2 separate regions of the Homo sapiens genome follow, and region 2 is linked to region 1. The links are chromatin contacts, found by Hi-C in ENCODE. All regions are on one chromosome and are shown on one strand. The core of a region is the stretch at or near the end of the contact, and the rest is flanking DNA. Distances in the headings are between cores, read along the strand shown.

Region 1 (4,807 bases), core at 33-2,532:
AGAATCATGAAGGTTATTTTACACTCTTATAGTTAAATGAAGTTTCTTATAAACTATCCAAAATGAATTTGAAATTACCTCAGGTTTCTCCTTCCCTTAAAATGCATATTCCCAGTGAAATATTCTAAGACAATATTGAAAGTATGGAGTTATAACTTATATAAATATATATGAAATTATATCTATTGTAATTTATATAAGCAAATGTATATATACAGCATATATATATGTATGTACATGTGTATAAATATCTTCATATGTATCTTAATCTTAAAGTTTCTACTACAACTCTTTTGATTATTACAATTGAAAACTATTACTTTAAAAAAGTAATTGCTGGGAGGCCAAGGCAGGCAGATCATGAGGTCAGGAGTTCAAGACAAGCCTGGCCAACATGGTGAAACTGCGTCTCTACTAAAGATACAAAAAAAAAAAATTAGCCAGGTGTGGTGGCGCATGCCTGTAATCCCAGCTACTTGGAAGGCTGAGGCAGGAGAATCACTTCAACCCGGGAGGCAGACGTTGCAGTGAGCAGAGATCACGCCATTGCACTCCAGCCTGGGTGACAGGGTGAGACTCCATCTCAAAAAAAGGTTGTTGCATTGGGATACTTGACATCTTCTACACAAGCTATTTAGATCCACATCTACATAAAAATAGGAATTAATTTTTAGTCCTGGAATAAGAATATATGCTAATATACTATCTGGTACTATTTTGCTATAAATAGAGCTCATATTTTCTTACCTTTAAAGCCAATAAAATAGATATTGCTCAAATGTAAACAAAAATTAATATTTACTCATAAAATAACATATATAAGAGGCAACAAAATGTTAAATCATGTTCCAATTTAGTAAATATCTGAAAATATTAAACTTGAAAAATAAATAACTTTGGTTACCATGAACTAAAACAGTGATTTCCACATCTTGGTTGAAATAAGACATTAATAGAGTTTCAGACATATTTTCCCCAAATAATAGCAAATCACAACTTGACTACTCAGATATCCTGATACCTAGTTATCATAAAAGATGAAATTATAATTATAAGCAAGCCACACATATCAAAATAAAACAAGTATTGATTAGTTTGTCTTCCTAGTTTGTTTAAAGTACAGAAAATTAACCTGCCGGTTTAGTTACCTACCAGCAATGAGTGGATTTTATCAGTGTTGTCATCTCTACAAACAGCACCAAATTATAATCCCTCTTCCCATAACATATGCACCATGCCAGAAGGGACAACCAAAGTAAACGATCTAGCCGTGAGTAATGAATACTTTGGGCTGGTTGGAATCCAGTTAGTTGAGGAAAGAGAAAAGAGAAGTGGCTCATTAGGGCATTTCCTGAACCCTGGTTGGAATTTCAGTTAAGGAAGAAGAAATGACACAGCAGTTTCAAGTTAAGACGACTTCCTTTCTTTATCTGAAATATGCCACTAATTTGAGAAAGAGCACTCCTAGAAAACTACTCCACAATACTGTGGCCACAGTAAAAGCTCTTGTTGGTCCCATTGTGGCTCCATAATTAACAATTCTTACCAGAATATACACAAGCAGTACATGGTTGTTATCATAATGGACTGAGATCCTACATTTATTGCAACATGTTATGTTTCACAATGAACATTTCTTCAACAAATTGACCTGCATCATTTTTTTTTCAATTTTAGGAATTGCACATTTCTTTAGAGCATTAATAGATTTTGAGTTTTTAAGGCCATTGCATTTTCCATATTTTCTATAATTACATTTTTCTTACATATGATTTTACTCCTAAAGTGACCCCAGGATAATTTTTATCTTGTCCAAGAATATTTTATCTTCCCATGTAGATTAAAAATACACAGTTCAGCTTATGAGATTTCTTTGTCTTATAATTATTATTTACATCCCAATTTCATTTGTATTTTTAAGGGACATGAATATAGGATACTCATGCCTTTACCAATGTGATAAAAGAGGTCTCATTTCATGTGTTAGGTATCTCAGGAACTTAAAATGGAAAGGTACAACTTTGTTCCCACCCTGTAATTCACACTGTGAAAATCTGAATTCATTCTTGTAACAGTTACATGACTTTCTTGTCTTACCTATATTTTAAAAAATATATGCAAAGCAAGGCATTTATGCAAGCTACTGAAGTTTAATGTGAAGGTTACATTCAGATTTCTCTTGCCTTTGTGATCTAAAAATTGTGCAATTAAATTGACATTTGTGTTTGTCAAGAAGTGGAGATTATATGAAAATATTTCAGCACTATATCTTCTGTAAGAACTTCAAAGCTATTAAGTAAAAAAATTGTTCTGTCACTATCAATAGCACATTTTTGAGTCACCTTACCTTTTCTGGTTGTTTTATCATACATCTAAATCTCCTAAGGTGAATGGAAATAGTAAATAATTAAGTGTAAAATCAATTTATTTAGGTTAGTATTAGAAATAAACAACATTGATATTAGAAACATTGTGAGAAAAGAAAATATTTGGGATTTTAACTCATTAGAAAATACTTTAGATTGAATTAGAGTTTAATACATTTGTATGATACAACATGTTTAACATATTTAATGTATTTGTATGAAATACATTTGCGAGCTTCAGAAGGTAAATTTTAAAGCTGTATTACTATGTGGGCTTCAAAAGTTGGAAACATGCACATAGATACATATTCACACCTGAAAGAATAAGCATCTATTTGTTAATATCAGTTATTTCTTAATGGTGGCATAATCGGGTAGTTACTTTTTTTACATTTTTATCTATTGCTTCTATATTTTATATAAAGTGTGGCAATTCCTCTATCTAAAACCAGAAATACCATTCAACCTGGCAATCCCATTACTAGGTATATGCCCAAAGGAATATAAATCAATCTATTATAAAGACACATGCACACGTATGTTCACTGCAGCACTATTCACGGAGGAAAGACATGGAATCAACCTAAATGCCCATCAATGGTAGACTGGATAAAGAAAATGTGGTACATATACATCACAGAATACTATACAGTCATAAAAAAGAATGAGATCATGTCCTTTGCAGGAACATGGATGGAGCTGGAGGCCATTATCCTTAGGAAATTAATGCAGGAACAGAAAACCAAATATTGCATCTTCTCTCTTATAAGTGGGAGCTAAATGATGAGAACACAAGGACACATAGAGGGGAACAACACACACTGGGGCCTATCAGAGGGTGGAAGGCTGGAGGAGTGAGAGGATCAGGAAAAATAATTAATGGGCACTAGGCTTAATATCTGGGTGACAAAATAATCTGTACAGCAAACCCCCATGACACAAGTTTACCTATGTAACAAACCTGCACATGTATCACTGAACTTAAAATAATAGTTAAAAATTTTTAAAAATCATGCATGTCGTTTCTAATAAAATATAGTTTTCATTTCAAAAATAGTTTATAAACCAAACTTTTAGTATAGTATACTACTTGCCACAAAATAATTTTACCACAAATTATCTGCTCCCTTATGACAAGAATGAGGGAGATCTTATAAATAACTGATATAATTTAAATCTTACCTTCTGTCTTTACCTGATTGATGTTTACAGACTCCCTGCAAGATGCATTTCAGTTAATTAATCACGTGACAAAGAAAAGGGCAAGACATCTTCTCATGATTCATCAAAAAAAAAAAAAATCTTTGTTTCTGAGGATGTATCCTCACTCCTCGCATTTAAATGGTCAAGTTCTGGCCATTCTATGCCTGAAATTCTTCTCACAAAGAAGAAATGTGTCAAAGTGCTTGGCTGCAGGAATTTGGTTAAGAGTCAGACTGATTTGGTCTCAACTCCCAGCTCTACCTCTTTCTAGCTATGGCACCTTGGTTAAAATACTTCACTTCTCTTTGCCTCAGTCTCCTCAACTGTAAAACAGAGAAACTAATAGTACCTAGAGCAGGGCTAGTATGAGGATTAAATAAATAATAGAAGTAAATTGTTTAAATAATGCCAGGCATGTAATAAATGCCATGTGAGTTTTACCCATTTTCTTCCTTTTTTCAGTTGCCTCTGTCAATTTCTTTATTCCTGCCATTCTCCATCCTCCATGTCTATCCACTCCCTGTACCAGTACCCAAATACTCCCATTTGTTATCATAGATGAATTATATGTCATCTTATGCAGAGAATAGCTCTCTCCATTTATACCAGATCCCATCCCTCCCACTACCCAAGACCACCACCTAGCAATGCCCTCCTCTCACCTGTAATCTACAGTGCCAAACATTGACTCAACCAGATCATTCCTTTTAGAATACAAGCAAGTGTTCTTTCTCCCACCTAAAGGAAAACAAATAATCTTCTCTGAACCCTACTTCTCCCACCAGATGTTACTCCATTTCTTTGTGCCCTTTTTGAAAAACTCAAAAGAGCTATCAATACTCACTGTCTTCAATTCCTCTTTTCCCATTCTTTCTTAAGCTCCTTCCAGTAAGGCTTTGTGCTCCACCAGAGCACCATAACTGACCTTGTCAGGACTAGCAATGACCTCTGTCTTGCCAATCAAATGGTCAGTTCTCACTTCCAACTTACTTTCCCTATCAGCAGTGAATGCGTGATCATTCTCTTTGCCTTTAATGCCCTTTTTATGGGTTTTCAGGACACTACAGACTCAAATTTTCACCTATATCACTGAGTATTTCTTCTCAGTCTCCTTTGCTGTTTCCTCTCTTCTCTATAGTGAAATGTCCTAAGTCTCAGCCTGTTCTTTCCCCTACCCTAGCTATATTCATTACCTTGGCTATATCATGTACTTTCATGACTTTATATCATCTATATGC
Region 2 (4,596 bases), core at 379-2,878, 67 kb after region 1:
TTCATCTGTTGCCTTTGCAACTAACTGCCACATCTGTGCATTAGATGTGTTTCCTCTTCTAAAGTCTAATCCAAATCCAGTACTAACTACTTACTACCACTTTTCCATTGTAATCTTGAACTTAATACGTCTTAAATATAACTTTGTATTTCCCTTTATTGACTAAATCCTTCTTCTTCAACAACTCTTACAGGACTTTTTCCCAGATACTTTGACTAAGATTTCTACTGTCTTATGGGCTCAGCCAACATCAACACTCCCCGCTCCACACACACACATAAACACACACACCCCTATAACTACTTGTCTTGCCTTCCTGAGATATAAAATTTTAAGGGTGGTTTCTTTATAAAATCTCTGACTGTTGCTTCACTTTTGTATTGCTATTACCTTCATACTTGTCAAATAGTCTCATATTTTAAATGAGCATAATCTGTCCTTAATGTCGTTTTCATTTGGTGACGAAATTAAACTGTATTTCTCTCTCCAAAAATAAAACAAAAGAAAAAAGGAAGGTTGGAGCAGGTGGATCCTTGACAATATGTGGTATTTTCATTGTTTTGGATTTTAGCCATTCTAATATGTGTATAGTAGAATCTCACTGTCATATTAATTTGCAACTTCTCCATGACATATGATACTGAGAGTCCTCTTACTATGCGTTTTTTTTTTCCACTTGTATATCTTCTTTTGTAAAGTATCTGTCCCGATATTTTGTGCATTTTAAACTGGGTTGTTTTCTTATTCTTGAGTTTTGACAGTTCTTTTTTCATGAGCTTGTAAAGTCATGTTTGATGATTTAAGCAAATATTACAATGCCTTCTGATGTGTGCTCAAAGTATTTAGACAAACTAATATTATAAATAGAAAGTGGGCAAGATAGGCTGGGCGCTGTGGCTCACGCCTGTAATCCCAGCACTTTGGGAGGCCGAAGAGGGCAGATCACGAAGTCAGGAAATCGAGAACATCCTGGCCATCATGGTGAAACCCCATCTCTACTAAAAATACAAAAATTAGCTGAGCGTGGTGCCGCATGCCTGTAATCCCAGCTACTCGGGAGGCTGAGGCAGGAGAATCGCTCGAACCAGGGAGTCGGAGGTTGCAGTGAGCTGAGATTGCACCACTACACTCCAGCCTGGCGACAGAGCGACACTCTGTTTCAAAAAAAAAAAAGAAAGAAAGAAAGAAAAAAGAAAGTGGGCAGGATAAAAGAATCTGAATATAAATCAATTTTCTATACTTTACGCAAAGTGGTAAAATGTCAATACAGGAGACTATGAAGTATGTAGACCGTGACAGTAGACATATGTATACAGTAGTCCCCCTTTATCCATGGGAGGATATGTTCTAAGACCCCCAGTAGCTGCCTGAAACTGCATTAGTACTGAACTCTACATTTACTATGTTTTCTCCTATATAGACATGTCTATGATAAATTTTAATTTACAAATTAGCTTCAGTCAGATATTAACAACAACATAATAAAATAGAACAATTATAACAATATGCCAACATCAATATTCTTGCATTTTTGGGCCATTATTAAGTAAAATAAGGGTGACTTGGACACAAGCAGTGTGAGACAGCAAAAGTTAATCTGATAACGAAAATGGCTACTAAGTGACTAACAGGAAGTAGCTTTTATAGTGTGGCGATGCAGGACAAAGGGATGATTCATATTCCACAGGGGACAGAGAAGGAAGGTGTGTGATCTCATCACACTCCTCAGAATGGAGCACAATTCAAACCTGTGAATTGTTTATTTCTGGAATTTTGTATTTGATATTTTTAAACCACGGTTAACCATGGATAACCGAAAACAGCACAAACAAAACTGTGAATAAAGGAAGATTATTGTGCTGTAATACCCAGAGCAACCACTAAAAAACAAAACAAAACAAAACTATCCAATGATATGGACTCAGAAATAGTGTAAATAAATCAAAATGAAACTCTGAAAAATGTTTAAATTATCTACAGTAAGGACAGAAAAGGGAAATCAAAGAATGAGAAACAGAGTGAGTGAACAAACAATAAATACATAAACTGACAGACTTAACTCTTCACATATCAATAGTTATACTAACTGTAACTGATCTAAACATATCAATCAAAAGATAGAGATTAGCAAGGTGGATAAAAACATGACCAAAATTATAAGAAACTTGCTAAAAACATGATAATATAAGCAAATTGAGTGGACAGAAAAAGATATACTATGCAAACATTAACTTTTTTTTTCTTTTTTTTGAGACGGAGTCTCACTCTGCTGCATAGGCTGGAGTGCAGTGTCACGATCTCGGCTCACTGCAACCTCCCTCTCCCGGGTGCAAGCGATTCTCCTGCCTCAGTCTCCCGAGTAGCTAGGACTACAGGCGTGCACCACCACGCCCAGCTAATTTTTCTATTTTAGTAGAGATGGGGTTTCACTGTGTTGCCTAGACTGGTCTCGGCGTGAACCACTGCGCCCAGCCGCAACCAAGAATAACTGTATTAGTATCACATAAAATAGACTTCTGAGCAAAAAGACTTAAGCAGAAACAAAGAAGGCTATTACATAATAGTGAAAGGGTGAATCCACCAAGAACACCTAGTCATCCTACTGTACATGCACCAAACAACAGTTCATCAACATATATAGAAGGAAAACTGAGAGAACTGAAAGAAAAATAGACAAATCCACAATTTTAGTTAGCGATTTTAATACCCTATAACTGTTAAAGTAACTGATCTTAAATTTGAAAACAATAAATTAATCTTTAGGCCCAGATGACCAAACATTAACTAAGAATTGGCACCAATTACACAGAATCTCTTTCAGAAAATATCATTTAAATGAATACTTCCCAACTTATGTTATGAGATCAGCATCACCTTGATACCAAAACCAGACAAAAACAAAAGCAAGAAGGAAAAGAAGAAAGAAAGAGAGAGGAAGAAAAGGAAGGAAGGAAGGAAGGAAGGAAGGAAGGAAGGAAGGAAGGAAGGAAGGAAGGAAAAGAAAATTACAGATCAATATCTTTCATAGATTTAGAAGCAAAAGTCTTCAGCAAAATACTGGCAAATTGAATCTAGCAATGTATAAAAAGAGTTCTTACATGATACCAAAAGCACAATCCATAAAATAAATATTCATTAAATTGGACTTTATCAAAATTAAAATGTTTTTCTCTGTGAAAGATCTTGTTAAAAGGATGAAAAGATAGATAGGGAATAAATATTGGCAAACCACATGTCCTACAAAGAATCGGTATCAAAAATATGTAGAGAGAAAAACTGATCAAGTAAGGAATTCGTTTCACTGATCTTTACATTTTCTACACAGTTCTCTTCTCTTGCAGATTTACAGGATTTAGCACAAGATTCTAGTAATGACTGCACCATGTTAAATAATTAGGAAAGTAAGGTTCTGCTAACTGGTAATCCTGAATAGCAATATGTGGTAGATTTTTACAGTTAGGGTACCCAATGAATCACACCTCCCTCTATCCACTCCATTATGCAGTCTTCTCCCACGGCGACTCTAGAGTTAGCCATGATGATTTGGCTGAAGGGACAACATACAAGTAGAAGTTTAAAATAACTTCCACATTACGACCAGTCCCCTTTCTTCTTGCTTTTAGATCCACATATGAAGAAGCCAAACCATACTGCTAGAGACACACGGCTCAGCCAACAGTCATCAGTCAGTCTCAAACAAGACTTTTGAGTGAAGCTGTCTTAAAATATCAATCTCCAGGACACTCACCCAACAAGATGCAGAATGGAAGCAAGCGAATGAACCTAGCCCATATTGCTAACCCAGAGAATCATGAAGAAGTAACATAGTTGTTTTAGGTCACTGATTTTCATAGTAGTTGGTATTGCAACAATGCGTAACTAATACAGCATATTATTACTAAATGTTTAAATTGTACTTAAATATAAGCCAAAATAAATGGGTTAATCCAATTGTGTAGTTGAGTGCTTTCATTTCAACCTTTATTTTAAAAGCCTTTCATAATGATTCTAACTTTTTTAAAATCTGAAGTGTTTATGATGTTCTGAGTGTTTTGGAAGAGATTAACAGCATCAATGTAGATGGTATGGGAAATTGAATTTATACAGAACCTAATTTGTATATTGTATTTTTAATTTACCAATACTGACTATAGCTCCAATTTCTGCCTGCCTTTGTAATATCAAATGGCTAAAAGTTAATAAATTCAGAGTTTACCCAGAGGCAATTAATATATTTTACTAAATATACCTTTATACAAAGAACCAAGCCTTAAACCACTATAGACTGTGGTCTCTTTTTCTTATCATCTATTTGAAAATAGTCTAAAAGAGAAGATCCAATTGCCAAACATGGAGATCAGCACTCTTAAAAGTTTAAAATGTTCATCTGTCACTGTAATTTTGCCAAATCATGTTATTAAGAGTAATTTGTGAAATTTACTACTCAAGCTATTATTTTAGGTCAAACAATCTAGTAAGCACATTAATATGAAAAACATCCCATTTTTCAGCATCTTAACTGCAACAAACTTTAAAGTATGCCAGTCTTCATGCTTTAGGGCATAATTTGGTTACCAGCTGGGGTCAGGAAGAAAT

The links. Hi-C counts contacts between places; a loop is a spot of excess contacts on that map. Pooled maps may share reads with other maps.
Region 2: a map of endothelial cell of umbilical vein shows a loop between it and region 1 (4-fold over the local background). The contact joins the enhancer-like site here to the promoter of TFEC in region 1. A Hi-C loop is called at or near these places in 3 of 168 maps with a recorded cell type or tissue (CD14-positive monocyte, DLD1 and endothelial cell of umbilical vein), 1 of 37 single-sample maps with no recorded cell type and 1 of 50 pooled maps.

The regions. Positions count from the first base shown.
Region 1 is chr7:116,029,481-116,034,287 of GRCh38, forward strand. It overlaps TFEC (transcription factor EC), which reads right to left and starts at 1,283. Exons shown (of 8, transcript NM_012252.4): 1 at 1,153-1,283.
Region 2 is chr7:116,095,928-116,100,523 of GRCh38, forward strand. It overlaps a transcript of TFEC not described here. Among named protein-coding and RNA genes, the nearest start is that of TFEC, 67 kb to the left of the region's middle. RefSeq lists an enhancer at 1,508-1,802. Within about 2 kb of position 1,629, at least 4 of the 41 ENCODE cell types and tissues checked have a DNase peak (open chromatin) inside an H3K27ac peak, as active enhancers do; they include endothelial cell of umbilical vein, where a contact is called at or near this core.